Linked DNA regions of Homo sapiens: regions 2, 3 and 4 are each linked to region 1. Evidence: chromatin contacts called from ENCODE Hi-C or POLR2A ChIA-PET data. All regions are on one chromosome and are shown on one strand. Each heading gives the region's core, a stretch centred on a gene start or an enhancer-like site at or near the end of the contact. The rest is flanking DNA. Distances are from core to core; before and after follow the strand shown. Region 1 overlaps C12orf75 (chromosome 12 open reading frame 75). Region 2 holds the start of TMEM263 (transmembrane protein 263). Region 3 holds the start of HCFC2 (host cell factor C2). Region 4 holds the start of TXNRD1-AS1 (TXNRD1 antisense RNA 1).

Evidence for each region. A loop is a pair of places that touch in the nucleus more often than their neighbours do. ChIA-PET counts read pairs that join two places held with the same protein, here RNA polymerase II (POLR2A). Pooled maps may share reads with other maps.
Region 2: a pooled map shows a loop between it and region 1 (4-fold over the local background). The contact joins the promoter of TMEM263 here to the enhancer-like site in region 1. A Hi-C loop is called at or near these places in 1 of 168 maps with a recorded cell type or tissue (GM11168), 1 of 37 single-sample maps with no recorded cell type and 2 of 50 pooled maps. POLR2A ChIA-PET finds 5 or more read pairs at or near these places in 1 of 52 experiments (OCI-LY7).
Region 3: a loop to region 1 is called in a pooled map, with 3 times the contacts of the local background. The contact joins the promoter of HCFC2 here to the enhancer-like site in region 1. A Hi-C loop is called at or near these places in 1 of 37 single-sample maps with no recorded cell type and 3 of 50 pooled maps. POLR2A ChIA-PET finds 5 or more read pairs at or near these places in 1 of 52 experiments (activated CD4-positive, alpha-beta T cell).
Region 4: a loop to region 1 is called in a map with no recorded cell type, with 2.8 times the contacts of the local background. The contact joins the promoter of TXNRD1-AS1 here to the enhancer-like site in region 1. A Hi-C loop is called at or near these places in 8 of 37 single-sample maps with no recorded cell type and 4 of 50 pooled maps. POLR2A ChIA-PET finds 5 or more read pairs at or near these places in 1 of 52 experiments (WTC11).

Annotation. Positions count from the first base shown.
Region 1 is chr12:105,351,086-105,354,816 of GRCh38, reverse strand. The region is part of intron 2 of C12orf75 (chromosome 12 open reading frame 75); the gene reads right to left. Among named protein-coding and RNA genes, the nearest start is that of C12orf75, 22 kb to the right of the region's middle. Within about 2 kb of position 1,661, at least 10 of the 41 ENCODE cell types and tissues checked have a DNase peak (open chromatin) inside an H3K27ac peak, as active enhancers do; they include OCI-LY7, where a contact is called at or near this core.
Region 2 is chr12:106,954,318-106,958,048 of GRCh38, reverse strand. It overlaps TMEM263 (transmembrane protein 263), which reads right to left and starts at 2,142. Exons shown (of 4, transcript NM_152261.4): 1 at 1,984-2,142; 2 at 900-967. TMEM263-DT (TMEM263 divergent transcript) reads left to right here and starts at 2,554. Exons shown (of 1, transcript NR_185933.1): 1 at 2,554-3,731. RefSeq lists enhancers at 1,195-1,254, 2,184-2,478 and a silencer at 1,755-2,514.
Region 3 is chr12:104,062,681-104,066,411 of GRCh38, reverse strand. HCFC2 (host cell factor C2) reads right to left here and starts at 1,881. Exons shown (of 15, transcript NM_013320.3): 1 at 1,689-1,881; 2 at 97-245. The coding sequence starts at 1,851. It also overlaps a transcript of GLT8D2 not described here. RefSeq lists silencers at 1,505-1,644, 1,865-2,034, 2,016-2,185, 2,195-2,354 and an enhancer at 3,678-3,731.
Region 4 is chr12:104,279,088-104,282,818 of GRCh38, reverse strand. TXNRD1-AS1 (TXNRD1 antisense RNA 1) reads left to right here and starts at 1,976. Exons shown (of 2, transcript XR_007063431.1): 1 at 1,976-2,535. The region is part of intron 3 of TXNRD1 (thioredoxin reductase 1); the gene reads right to left. RefSeq lists a silencer at 454-748.

The DNA of each region.
Region 1 (3,731 bases), core at 412-2,911:
TGCTGGTCACCACCTATTCCTCTCCATCCCTGGATGAATCCGTCCATCTGCTCTCTCTCTTCCTGCTCCTATTTCACAGGGTCCGACCTAAGGAAAATCTCATCATGGCTACCAATGGGAATATATGATTTCTAACCACAGCAAGGCCCTCAATATGCTGGGTCTTCTGCCATCAAGTATTCATGTCAGAGGCCCTGCCAAATTTTTTCAACAACATTTTAAACTAACTAATAATTCTAGCTGTCATTCACCGGGGGCAACAAGCATAATGCCAAGTATTTTCCTAGGATATTAAATATACTGTATTTGTAATCTGTCCCTCCAGCAGCTACTTCAGCTCTCTGTGCTCCCCACCTCCTCACTTGTAAAATGAAACATCATTATTCTGTCCATCAGATTATCATGGGTATGGAAGGAGATAACGTACAGAAAATGCTGGAAATCAGTGTATGGTGCACAGTCCTCAGTAAAGATTAGCTACTACTGTAAGAATGATGATGATGAAGATGATCACCCTGCACAGTTATTATATTATCCCAATTTCACAGATAATTATACTAAGGACACAATGTAACACAGCTAGCAAATGGTGAAGGGGATTTTAAACACAAGTCCCTCTGCTTCCAAAATGCAGGCTTTTTCAATGCTACTTCAACCCCATCCTCTTCACCCTCAGAAGACAGCGTTACCTTCTACTACATGGATGAGAAAAGAGCCCATCAGATACCCTAAGGTCTGTATCTATGAGGAGCAGAGAGGGCTCAGCTGACATGGGTGCATTAGACATGGTAAATTTATAAAGGATCCCAAGAAACTCAACATAAAAGATTTATCATTTCTTTTTTCCAAACACAAAAACAAAAACAAATTGCCAATGGGTTTTATGTCATTTCATTCCAAAATATTTTTCCCTGTATTTGCTACCTTCCATAATAATAAAATAGCTTTACCAAGGAAAGAATCTCAGTAAGATTCACTTTACATGTTTTAAGTGAAAGAAGTATTTGAATTACATTGTTTACATTGAGTAGCTATGGTTTTTTATTTTCAACAGCAAACATTATATTTGAGTCAACTTATTTAATACTGTTTCTTATTTGAAACGTAGTCATAATATTCTTATAAATATTGCTTAAGCTTTAAATCAAGACTTCTTTAAGAACACGAAAATTGATCTACAAAAAAAAATGCTTTCAATTAAATTCCAATTGTTTCGGTTTGCCCACTTACAATTTCTCCCCTTTTTTTTGGTAACGGCATCCCAATTTTTCCGTGGGGAATCACCCCTCTTCTGCTCTTTGGCCATATGGTAAGGTGGGGCTGATGATACTGATTGGCTCCAGTGGTGAGCACATGACTGCAGCCTGGCCAATGAGCACCCCACATTCTCCTGGCCCACTGACTGATTCCGAGATAGGAACATGACCCCAACGGGCCAAGAGAGCCCAGCCCTAGGACTTTTGATCAAACTACAAGGAAAAAGAAGCTGCTTTTTTCCACAGGAATTAGGAAGCTGATAAGATATAAACTGGTCCTGTTTGTCACCACTTGAGGAAAGCTGCCTAAGAATGAAGACGAAAGCAGAGAAGAGAATTTCTTCCTGTTGTTTGATCACCTGGATCCAGCTGTGACTACAGCCAAGTCCCTGGAGCTTTTCCACTCCACATGCCAATAAATTCCTTTGTGTTTGTTTGTTTAGGCCAGTTTAAACTGGGCTTCTGCCATTTCCTACCAAAAATATCCCAACGCAGCCTATTTGTGCCAAATAGCTGAGAATCTGCCACACTAAAATAAGAACATGGTTGATGTTGGCAGGTTTGTGAAAGCGGCCGAATGTCATTACCTTGAATTCACTGTTTTGTTTGTTTTGTTCAGTGTGTTACTGCACTGTGATTTAATTTCAAAGAGACAGAAAGAGAGGGAAAAATAGGCTTGTTTTCTGATACACATGTAGGCTTTTTCTTATGGTGATTAAGTTTCTAGACATTGTCAACCATGCTTTCAAGTGTTGAAGGTTAACCTAGCTAGGTTTTGAGTTCTCTAGCCTGTCATAGGATTTACATGCATCGTTATTCTCTCCACCACCAGAGAGAAACCCCCTCCCCAAACCACCATCAGCTTTTCTTACTCGCCTGGTTCCTGTCTTTTAGCCTACAGCAATATCCATGCCTCCTCCATGCCAAAAAATAATTTTTAAAAAAAGACAAAAGGAAAAACAAACTTCAATACACAAAATCAACCATACTCACAACTGGGCAGAAACAACCAAAAAACACTTGAAGAAAAGTGTAAAATGTTCATAATGATTGTCTCTGGTGGTAGAATAATAACTGAATTTTTCTCTTAAAAAATACTTTCCTGTACTTTCCAAATTTCCTTGGTATTCTTTTTCTAATACAGTATATTCTGAAAATTTGCCTCCTCTTAAAGCCACCAACATCCCTCCATTCCTTACCGCCAAACAGCATAAAAACCAAAGACCCACATCACTCTCTCCACTTCCTTGCACCTGGCTCACTTCCACTTTGACTTGGTTATCATTCACCCTGCTCAACTGAAACTACAGTCCCCAGGGTGACCAATGTGGCCATCATGACACACGCAATGACTTCTCTTCCTCCTTCAGCCCCCCATGACCTCTTTGGACTATCAGCCATCGCTTCCCTTGGCTCAAGTTTGACTGCAGCATTATCCTCAGAGTTTCCTTTCCTTTCCTTCCCCGTTCAGTCATTAAACAAATCTTATTAATTACATTTTCTAATGCATCTTGTTTGTATCACCTCTTCTCCTTTCCCTCTGCTATCTGACCCTCTTGTAGCCTCACTTCCATTATTCCTCTGTGCCTGCACCCTCCCTCATCCCATGTGTCACACTGCTTTGGGAGTTACTGCCCTAAAACTCAAACATAATCATTTAATTCCTCCACCTTAAAATCTCTATCAGCCCTTGAATGCATAAAAAAAAACAAGCACGATTATTGGCCTTGCACCCAAGGCCCTTCACAAGCCAGCCCTGCCCATCAACCTCATCTTTCACTTCTGCCCAGACTGTACCACAGGCACAGGCTCCAGGGGACACCACCTGGCTGGCTGGTCCCAGACCTACTGTCCTCTGGCACTCCCATGCCTTTTTTCATGCTTGTCCTCTGCCATGGGTTGCCATTTTTCTCCTTTTCTGCATGAACTCTTGTTCATCCTTCAATTCCAAGACCAGCATTAAATTCTGAACACTGGAATAATTAGCACTTACCACACTGTATTTTGGTCCCTAGTAGACAGTGAACTACTTCAGGACAGATACATCATTTTATTTATTATTATATACTGACTTCTCACCTATAGAAAACAGCAAATAAATAAGAAAAACGAGTAGTAAAAATTGCAGACCTTTCCTAGAGAATTGATTTTTTAAATATATAGTATTTCTGGCTTCCAAAAATAACAACCATTTTCCCACAAAGACTTTCCTGTGGTCTGCATAATATTGTGTTTGCCCTATTCTAAGTTCTTTACTCTCAGTACTTATTCTACTATTTTGGCCAATCCTTCTGGTTTGGGAATCAGTCTGTTTAGATTTTAAAAAAAAATTTTAATGTGCATAATAAAAAAATTAAGTGTCATCTTAATTTCTTAGCTCGTCATTCATTCATGGCATCACCTAATATTACAGTCAAGATTTATAAATCTATAGCTTCCACTTAAAAAATTGAACGTGCCTGAATATACCTTTTG
Region 2 (3,731 bases), core at 893-3,392, 1.6 Mb before region 1:
TCCCATGTTTTAGCTTTTTTGCCAAATAACTGCAAAGAGATTCAAAAATATATGTATACAGAGCTTTACAACATATACACCAACAAGCAGAGTACATTAAAACTCCAGCTTACTGTTTTTATGTTTTTCTAGTTAAACCAACTATCAAGAAGAGTCTGCTTTTAAAGATGGCCCCTGCCCATTAAATCAACAGCAAATAGGCTACAAGAAATGCTCTCAATCTAGCAAGGAAGAAAAGGTCATCTGCCAGTAAAACTTGTAAGTGCCCACTTAGACGAGTAATAACTGACAGTGTCAAAATGGCAATTTTTAAGGGTTATCCTTAAATGAAACATTAAGCAGAATTACAATACTCTATTAAACCAGAGAACCAGTAAACCATCTTCACATTATTTCAACAGATATTTGCATTCCTACTATGTGTCAAACATTCTATTAGGCACTGAGGCATCCTTGTGAACAAGCATACAAAGGTCTTATTCTCAAGATGTTTATATATAATCCAGTGAGATATCTTCCGGAAATAGAAAAAGAGCAAATACCGAATAACTGAAACAAAGGTAAAGATTTTCCTGTAGTTAAAAAAAAAAAAATCAAACCCATGCACACACAAAGAAATCTGTATATTTGTCCAATGTAGCAACCGTTATAATTTCTAACGATGCTTTCTATAAATGGACAAATTTTTACTGAACTTGGTTTCTGGTACATCTGTTCTAACAAAGACTAAAGAAATGAAAGTGGAAAAAGCAAAACAGGATGCATATGGGTTTATCAAAGGCTACTTCTCCCTTTCTTTTTAAAAAGTTAAGCATGGGCGCGAGCGCGCACACACATACACACACACACACACACACACACACACACACACACACACACACACGGGCGCGCGCGTTTACCTGTTGGTGTTGTATCGATATTCCTGGGGAACCCCTGAGGGCACTCACACCAGCAGAAGTTTCAAAGGCTAAACAATAGCATACAGCAAATAATCACATATAGCAAATATTTTCATTTGGAATTAGCACAGTGTTCACAAGGACGCAAAAATCAAATTAAGAACCCTTCCCTTTTCTCTAGGTGTTTCTAAACCCTTCCGGGTGGCCCCTTCTCTCCCTACTGATCCCTTTAGGCACTAGCAAATCTTTTTTTTTTCTTTAGCAGTGAGTGACGTGGCAGGAGGCAGAAAATGACCCTGGAGGCGCCGTGGCTAGCACTGAGCTTGGCACCTCCTCCCTCCGCTCCACGTTGTACACCCAGCACTCCCCCCACTCCCGAAGGGCTCCAGAATTTCTATGTAAGAAGGGTTTAGGACAGGCGATCTGATTGGAAGTGGGAGCTGGGGGGTCGGTCTTGAAGCTGCGTGTGCAGAGCAGGCAGTTTTTATTTAGACTGGGAGGCAGTGACGGCACGGATGGGTGCTCCAGCCCTCCCTGTCACCCCTGGGCGCGGCCAGCACCCTCTCCATTCCCACTTTTACTTTAGGTTAGGCGTGGAGATACAGCCTTCCTACCCAGGAAGAGCTATGGGGGTGTCCACTGGGAAAAAGTCTTGTGTGCCTGAACCCAAAAGGGAGGTTTAGCAACAGGTCAGGAGTTGGCAGGGCGAGGAAGCCCGGTACCCAAGCCCCTCCGCTGCATCCCTCTCCCAGGCTGCTGATGCCCCTCACCTTCCTCCTCCGCCCCCAACCCCGAACCCCCAGATGCTAAGAAGTCAGGCGGAGGCTTTCCAGGGGTGCGCAAGCTCCAATCGCGGCGGGGCAGTCAGCGACGTATAAGGAGGAGTAGCCCCAGAAGCGAACCTCCATCCGCCCCCAACTTCGTCCCGCCCCTCCCCCTTTCCCGCTGGGGCCTCGCCAAGGCCCCGCTGGGCAGCCAGGCCGGGCACTGGGAGGTGAGGGGCAGGGGCGCCGACGGCAGAGGGCGACGGAGGAGGGCAGGAAGCCGGGACTGCGCCCCTGCCCTCGCATCCCGACTCACTCACCGCCGGGGTCGCGGCCAGCGCTAGGGCTGGGGCCGGGCGGAGTGAGCGGGCCGGCGCAGAGGAGAGCTGAGGCGGCCTGGGCGGCAGCGGCGGCCGGCACAACCCCGGGCAGTCGCGGCTCCAGAGGCGTCCTCTCAGGATGTGGAGCTGGAAGACTGTGGCGGCGGTGGTGGAGGCGGAGGCCTCTGGCTGCGGACGTGGCGCCCGACGCGACCCGCCCCCTCCGCCGCCTCCTCAGCTCCCGCCTCCTCCCGCGGCTCCAGTTCCGACGCGCACGCGCGCTCGTGCAGCCCGGGCCCCTCCCGCGCCCACCGGGCACACGCCCACCCGTTCTCGCAGGGTCCGGCCCTCCCAGCAGTCCCCAGCCGGCTGTGTCCCAATTGCGCACGCGCGACGCTCCGAGGCCCGCTCCCGCCCCTTCGCCCCCTGGACGCCTCCGTGGGAACCCCCGGCCGGCCTGCGCGCCCCTCCTCCGGGGGTCTCCCCGCCTTCTTCCCGCCACCATCCAATCAAATCGGGCGAGGGGCGCGAAGCCCGGGAGACGCGTAGGCCGCGGCCCCCAGGCCCGGTGTTTTGACGTCGGCGGTGCCCGCGTTCCGCGCCGAGTAACGGTCTTCGGAATTCAGAGCCTTCGCCTTAGGGAAGGTGGGACGGTCGCCAGTTTCTCCAGCACTTTCTTCGTCCAGGGACGTCAACCTCCCTTGCATGCTGTCCTCAGGGACTGACAGCGGGGCCTGCTCAGAAGTTCTCGTCGGGACTCTCTACAGGCCTTTGTGATTAAGTGCTAGGGGTGAGGAGAGACGTGGCTTATTTATGTGTTTTTCAGTTTGTTATGATTTTTTTTTTTTTAATTTTACTTCTCCCTGCCCTAGAATTGAGCTCCTTGAGAGTAAAAACCCGCCTGGGTCGCCATCACCCTAGGCTTGGTGCAGGGCCTGCCAGGCGCTCGAATTTGTTGAAGAGGTGGGTGTTCAGTATCGAAAGAGCCGCGGATTGTACATTAGAAAGCCTGGCTTTGCGCCGCGTCCTTGCCACTTGCTGACCAGGCCCCTCCACGTGGTCCCCGCCGGGGCAGCAGCTCTCCTCACCCGTCCAAAGGCACGGGGAGGCGCGTGGCGGCCCCGCCAGAGCTGAGCCCCCTGGGATGTGAGGCCGTCTCGCTCTGAGCTTCAGAGCAGGGTTGCAGGAGACACCTCAGAAGGTCGTTTTGAGGACGGGAGGAGATGAACTGCTCAAAGCCTGCTTAACTAGATAAATGGTATCGATTAACTTTTCTTTGACTCCCTTTCCACACCTATAAAATGAAGATGACGGGAAACTTGTCATACTTTTTTTGTGGTGGGTGGGAAAGGTCTTTATGAACTGTGAAGTCCTATGCAAACGTGAGATGTTTCCTTTCGCAATCTGATTAGCGAAGCAAAAACACGCGAGTCAAAAACATACACAGAAAGCAAAAAAAAAAAATTCACAAAATGGTTTATCAACTGCAGAATATTCAGGATGGTGGAACTGAATGGTAACTACTGACAACATAGCTCAGAAAGGACGTGCTAAAACATGCTGGATGAAGCTAACTTTGATCCAGGTCTTAAATGGAATGGACTATAGTTTATAGCTTCAACCTAATCATTAACTTATGAAATCAGAGAATTAAGGCCACTTAAGCCACTGTGCTCAGACTGTCAAGATATTTAGTTTCTCAAAGCAGAAAGAGGAAATTAAATACTCTTGTCAATTCAACATATGGG
Region 3 (3,731 bases), core at 632-3,131, 1.3 Mb after region 1:
GTGTTAAACAATGTTAGTAATGTTGCAATCTTTTGAAAAATTATGAACAATATCATTATTAAAGCCTCAGAATGAAACAATATTAAATACACTTACTTGTAACTCATATAACTCATTGCTGTATCTTCCATATTCAACCATTCCCCCAAATACTAATATTCTGGTACCATCACAGACAAATCCATGGGCAGCACAGCCTGGAGGGATATCTCCTCTAACAGCTGGCAGAAACCACTGATTCGTAGCTAGTTGCCAAAATAAAATGAAAACCGATTATAACAAACAACGGTTATCATATACTATCAGCAAATATATATCATCAATATCAGTGGGTCTCAACTGGGGATGATTCTGCCCCCCAGAAGACATTTGGTAATGTCTGGTGACATTTTTAGTTGTCACAACTGGAGGGGGCTGTTACTGGCATCTAGTAGGTAGAGGCAGGGATGCTGCCAAACATCTTACAATGTACAGGGCAATACAGGGCAGCTTCCCCCAACCTCAACAAAGAATTACCTGGCCCAAAAGGTCGAGAGTGCTGCTGTTGAAAAACCCTGATCTGTATCATTTAATTCTTACAAAACGCCCTGCTGGGTGAGTATAAAAATCTCTATTTTACAACTGAAAATTGTGAGGCTTAAAAAGGTTTGGTAACTTTAGCGCTGATCCTGGGCAACCGGCAGAGCAAGATTCAAATCAGGTCTAATTTGTTCCAAAGCCAGGGATTTTACACTAAGACCAAAGTGTCAGTAACTTTTTACCTTCATATGCTGGGGCGCTGGGAGGAGGAGAGGGTGAAAAAAATAAAACTTCTCAGACTCCACTATTTTGTTAACCTTCAAATTATTCCTGTGATTAAGTTGTTTGATCAAAGAAAAGTTATCGGTCATGAAGTAGACCCAAAATTCCATCACTGTCTTTACACCAAACAGATTTCTTGTGACAGCCTGAGCATTTACAAGGGGAAAAAAAAATTAAATCCAGTTTCCTTTCTATTCCACAGAGGTCCTCAAAGATAGGGGCTCCCTGCCCAGGGGCACTTGTGATCTGCAGTGGTGCTCAAGTTATGACAGTCCTCTTTCCGAGGGCCAGTCCAGAAGGGCGTCCACACCGAGTATGCAGACACAAGGCCGCCTCACCACGTCCCCGCCGCTTTAGAGCGCGGCTCACGGAGGGGCTCTTGACCGTTACCTGCCAAACACCGGGTTGTATTTGAGGCGAGAGTGCCAGAAGGCCTCTCGTTTTCCCTCCTCACCCCCTAGATGGTCTTCCTCCTAAGGAAGGAAGGCAGGCAAAGACGGGAAAGGCCCTAAGGAACTTTGGTTTGGAGTGGGTTTTGTTTTTTGACAGAGGCGAGATTTCGGGGAGTGGCCCAGGCGGTTGGACATGGTCTTCTGTCGCCTGCGTCCGCCTGTCGGGCTGGGGTGGGGGCGTCCGGGATCCCCCGCCTGAAGGCCGGTGCGCCCCGCTCGGGGTCCGTTGCGCCCCAAGGGCCCCGGAGATCCTGAGCTGCGGTCCGGGACAGAGCTGCCGGACCCGGGCTGCCCGGCTGAGCCGCGCTCCCCGCCGCCCGCCCAAGGAAGCAGTGACCGGGCGGTGACAGCTGTCAGGGCCGCGGCCGCCGCCTCGCCTCCCCTCCCCCTCCGCAGCTCCAGCAGGCGGGGCCGACGAGCCGCCGCCGCGCCTACCCGTGTTGTAGACGTGCAGCTCATCCGCGATGCCCTCATTTCCCCCTCCAAAGATGATCATCAGCTCCCGGATGGCCACCGCTCGGTGTCCGTGCCGGGCGCGGGGGACCGGCCCCGTGAAGGAAGAAACTCGCCTCCAGTTGAGGAGGCTGGGAGCCGCCATCTTCCCAACCCCCGCCCCTCTGCCCACAATGCACCGCTCCCGCCTCAACCGGCTGCTCCCTGGGGAGGGCGGGGACCCGCCTCCAGCTGTGCTGGGGTCACGTGGCCGCGGGCGCCGGCGGCCAGGCTGGAGGCCCGCGGGCAGTGGAGAGACGCTGGGGAAGGGGGGTCCTGACAGGGGAGCCCCGCCCCCACCCCAGGCGACTTGGCCAGCGGCCACCCGGAGCAACGCACCTTAGGGTGGAAGGACGCTTCCCACTGACCACGTCTCCCATCCCCACCCAGAGCCTCCCGTTCGGTATTTTGGGAAGAAGCCACAGCATCTTCCTTTACGTCCACTTTAATTGAGCATCTAGGATGTGTGGGCGAGGCAGTCTCACAAGCAACGTGAGAGAAGCTCGGGTAGAGGTTCGAAGAGCTGGGAGCGCAGGGCGGGGACCTCGCACGGGAGGGTGCGGGCGGGAGCCTGCCTCGCGAGCCCGGGCCACGGCGGCTGCTCCCGACCGTGACTGGGACCCGGGCAGGGAAGGTCGCTACAAAGCCTGCCGGGCGAACCGAAGGCAGCTTTGTGCGGAGCCATGCCAGGAAGCTTGGGAACCGTGAGCCACAAGAGGTATTTTTGGTTTGTTTGGCTTAAGCAGAGGAGAGATGGTTTTCTAGGTTTCTGTTTCATTGCTAGCTAACAAGTGAGGGCTGTCCACAGCCTGGCATGCCCTAAGTGCCTCATGTGTATTAACTCATGTAATCCATCCAGCAATCCAGTGTGGTGGCTCCTGTTATCTCCCTTTCATGGACGGGGAAATGAGGCACAGTGCAGTAAGGTAATTTTCTGATGGACACAAAGGAGAGGTGTTGAAAAAAAAGACTGGGGCCAGGATTCCAACACAGGGCTTCTGATTCCAGAACCCCCAAGCCCTTATATCATATACCATACTGCCTCTGATAGCAGTCATATCCAACCATTATACCATACTGCCTCTGGTAGCAGTCATACGCAACTCTTTATTTTTATTTATTTATTTTAGATAGGGTCTGGCTCTGTTGCCGGAATGCAGTGGCGCGATCAGAGCTCACTGCAAGCTCGAGCTCCTGGGCTCCAGTGATCCTCCTGCCTTGGCCTCCCAAAGTGCTGGAACTACAGGCATGAGCCACCGCACCCAGCCAATGCAACACTTAATAAGGCCTAGCTGCCCTGTGATTTGGTCCTACACATAATCACACAAGTCCATTAGGAATAAAACTGCACTGCATATGGGATTCATGCCAAATGAGTAGATTTTAGCCACTCTTGCCACAGAGACACAAAAAGGGTTGGTGGTAACTATATGAGATGATGGATATGTTAATATGCTTCACTATAGTAACCTTGTGACTGCCTGTTTCAGCTGTCCCCAACCTTTTTGGCACTAGGGACCGGTTTCATGGAAGACAATTTTTCCACGGACTTGGCAGGGGAGTGGGTGGTATGGACTTGGCAAGGGGATGGGGGCTATGGTTTTGGCATGAAACTGTTCCACCTCAGATCATCAGGCATAAGATTCTCATAGGGAGTACACAATTTAGATCCCTCCTATGGGCAGTTCACAGTAGGGTTCGAGCTCCTATGAGAATCTAATGCGCGGTTGATCTGACAGGAGGCAGAGCTCAGGAAGGTCATGGGGGTTCCGAACAGGCCGAGGACTGGTTGCTGGGGACTGGGGACCCCTGGTCTATATGATATCAACTTCATATTGTATATCTTAAATATCCACAATACAAGTTATTTTTTAAAATTTTAATTGAAAAAGGACTGGGCATGGTGACTCACACCTGTAATCCCAGCACTTTTGGAGGCTGAGACAGAAGGATCCACTGATCCCAGGAGTTTGAGACCAGCTCGGT
Region 4 (3,731 bases), core at 727-3,226, 1.1 Mb after region 1:
GGAAAGCTGAGGTGGGAGGATCACTTGAGCCCAGGAGTTTGAGGCTGCAGTAAGCCATGATCATGCCACTGCTCTTCAGCCTGGATGACAGAGCAAAACTGTTCCCAAAAAGAAAGAAAAGGCTCTCATGATCCCATGTGCCCCAACCCTTGCAGTTACCACCACCCCATTTCATTGCTCTCCTTCACACACACACACAAAGCTTTTCTGAAAGAGTTCTTTGTACCTTGAAGAAGAATAAAGTAGGGTAGGGAAGTCAGGAAAGATCTCAGAATGTGATGCTTGAGCAGAGCCCACAGTGCTATGAGGGAACAGGCCATGAGAGTACCTAGGGAAGAAATCTTTCTAAGCAGAGGAAAGAGGAGGTACTTGTGAAAGCTGATCATAAAATTGGGTCATTCTTGTCATTCCCAATTAAATCAGAGCCAAGGGGCTAGGGGGAAAAGCACTCAGGGTACAAAACATTGCTCCAAGAATGTAATTCTCTGCAAGCCTGACTGCTGAAACTGCCTGTTGTAACCTGAGACCAGCTTTATCTATAAATGCTAAGAGAACTTGCTGAAACTCTAGGACTAATTTTGCCCACTGCCATCACTCACCAGAGCTTGCTAGCTCCCCAAACCCTAACTAGTCCCAAAGAACTTTCTTGAAGAGCAATATGTAACAGCTCTCCTGTTTCTAAAACCTCTAACCTTCTCTTTGTTCTTCAGACATACTGAAGACCACCCTGTCTGCATATATGCCCCAAATTGCTATTCTTTCTTTCCAAATAAAAAATTTTAATTTAGAGACTTGTCTCACATTTTTATTCTGGCTTCAACATACTAAAGCCCTAAGCTAGGAGTCTGCTTGACTTATCCAAGAATCCACAAAGTAACCAGTATGTCTAAAGCCTAATGAGTGAGAAAAAAAGTGGTAGGAAGTGAGGTCAGAGGAATAGCCAGGGGTCACATCCATCATCAGGCCATAGTCAGGATTTTGGATTTCATTTTAAATGTGGTAAGATGCCAGAGTGTGAAGAGAAGAGAAGGAAATGATTGTTGTATGATAAAATAATTGCTCAGTTGTGTGGAAAATAGGCTAAGGAGGGCAGGGACTTAAAAGTGGAGATATGGCCGGGCTCGGTGGCTCATGTCTGTAATCCCAGCACTTCAGGAGGCTGAGGCGGGCGGATCACGAGGTCAGGAGATTGAGATGAGCCTGGCTAACACAGTGAAACCCCATCTCTACTAAAAATACAAAAAATTAACCGGGCGTGGTAGCAGGCGCCTGTAGTCCCAGCTACTGGGGAGGCTGAGGCAGGAGAATGGCGTGAACCCGGGAGGCGGAGTTTGCAGTGAGCCGAGATCCCACCACTGCACTCCAGCCCGGGCGACACAGTGAGACTCCATCTCAAAAAGAAAAAAAAAAAAAAAAAAAGTGGAGATATGGAGATATACAGACCTGCTAGGAAGTTACTGTCCTGGTCCAAGCTAGAGATGATAAAGGCTGATTAGTGAGGTTAAAAAATACATTTGAAGGTAAAGCTAATTGCACAGATATATGTTGTACAGTTGTACAGATGGATGGAATAAGAGATGTAAGAGAAAGAGAATCAATGATAACGCTAGATTTCTGGCTTTAGCAATGGGGTAAATAATAGCACTCTTCAATGAAAAGCAGGAACACCCAGAGAGGAGGAAGAAAGATGGGAGGTGGGGGAAAACAATAGTTTGGGACAAATCCATAGTATGGGTTAACAGATCTATTATTATCCAAATGGAGAGGTTGACTAAGCAGTTGGATATGTAAGTATGGAGTTCAAGGGAGAAGTCAAGGCTAGAAATAAACATTTGGTGTCAAACATAAAAGATATTTAATACCATGTGTATTAGTCACAGCTCTTCAGAGAAACAGAACCAATAGGATACATGTATATATAGAGAGATTTTTTTCTTTTCTTTTTTTTAAAGAATTGACTCACACAGTTGTGAGGGCTGATAAGTCTGAAAACTCCAAGGCTGGCTGATAGGCTGGAAATTCAAGCAGGCATTGATGTGGCAATCTTGAGACTAACGGTGGTCTGGGTGCAGAATTGCTTCCTCTTTGGGAAACCTCCATCTTTTCTCTAAGGTCTTCAACTAATTGGATGAAGCCCATCCACATTATGGAGGGTCACTAGCTTTACTCAAAGCCTACTGATTTCATTGTAAGTCACATCTAAAAAATACCTTCACAGCAACATCTATGCTTTTATCTGCCAAACAACTGGGCACCGTATGCTAGCCAAGTTGACACATAAAATTAACTGTCACTCCATGGGACTAGATGAAATTACCCAGGAGTTAATGTATTTAGAGAAATAAAGATGGCCCAGGACAGAGCCCTGGCACGCTCAAACTGCAAAAGGGGAAAAGAACCCAGCAATGGAGCCTAAGAAGGAGCTGGCAGGAGGTAGGAGGAAAACCAAGACTGTGTGGTGTCTCAGAAGCCAATGAAGAAGTGCTCCAAAAAGGAAGATCAACTATTTCAAGCACTGCCAAGAAATCCTATAAGGTAAGGGCTGAGTCATGGAGGTCACTTATGAAAATGGTGGTAGGTAAGAAATCCTAATTAGAAGAAGTTCAGCAAGAAACAGAAAATAAGGAAATGGAGGGAGTAAGTATAGGCAACTCTTAAAGGGGTTTTGCTATAAAAACAAAACAAAACAAAACAACAATAGGAAAGGAGCTAAAGAGGGATGTAGGATAGAGGAATTTTTTTTTTTTTTTTTTTTTGAGACAGAGTCTCACTCTGTCACCCAGGCTGGAGTGCAGAGGCACGATCTCAGCTCATTGCAACCTCTGCCTCCTGGGTTCAAGCAATTCTCCTGCCTCAGCCTCTCGAGTAGCTGGGACTACAGGTGCATGCCACCACACCCAGCTAATTTTTGTATTTTCAGTAGAGAGAGGGTTTCACCATGTTGGCCAGGCTGGTCTTCAACTCCTGACTTCGTGATCCACCCTCCTCGGCCTCCCAAAGTGCTGGGATTACAGGGGTGAGCCACCGTGCCTGGCCAGACTTTTTGGTTTTTTTGGTTTGTCTAAGAAGGAAATTATTACAGCATGTTTTTATGCTAAAGGAATAATCCAGTAGAGGGAACTTTGGCAATTTCCAAAGAAGGAGCAAAAAGAGATAATTGCAGAACCAAAGTCTGTTGAATATACCCTTATTATGCAGTGTAGACTTTGAAGTCAAATCCAGGTTCTATTACTAACTGCAAAGCCAAGTTACTAAGCCTCTCTGCTTCTTCATCTTCTTTCTACAAGGCCCTTTGTGGTCCTTCCACCCCTTCATCTCACCCAAACTTCTCCTCAATCCCCATGATTCAGTCATTAGCTTGCTTTCAGTCCCTGTAATTACTGTCCTCCCTCCCACCACAGGGCTTTGCTAACTTCCAAGCATTGAGCAAATCTAGTTTGAACAGGTTTTCCTTGGGAAAACCAACAGAGAAGTCAAATCCCCCTATGAAATGTTCTCATGTTACCATCTATTCTTTCTGCCTAGTACTTACTACAATTGCAATCATACTTTTATGAGTATTTGATCAATGTCCACCTCCCTCACTCTAGAATAGCACAGTCCAAGAGGACTTTCTGTGGTGATGAAAATATTCTAAATCTACACTGTCCAACCCAATAGCCACTCACCACATGTGACTATTAAGTACATAAAAGATGGCTAGTACAGGTGTGGATGTGAAGTTCTAATGT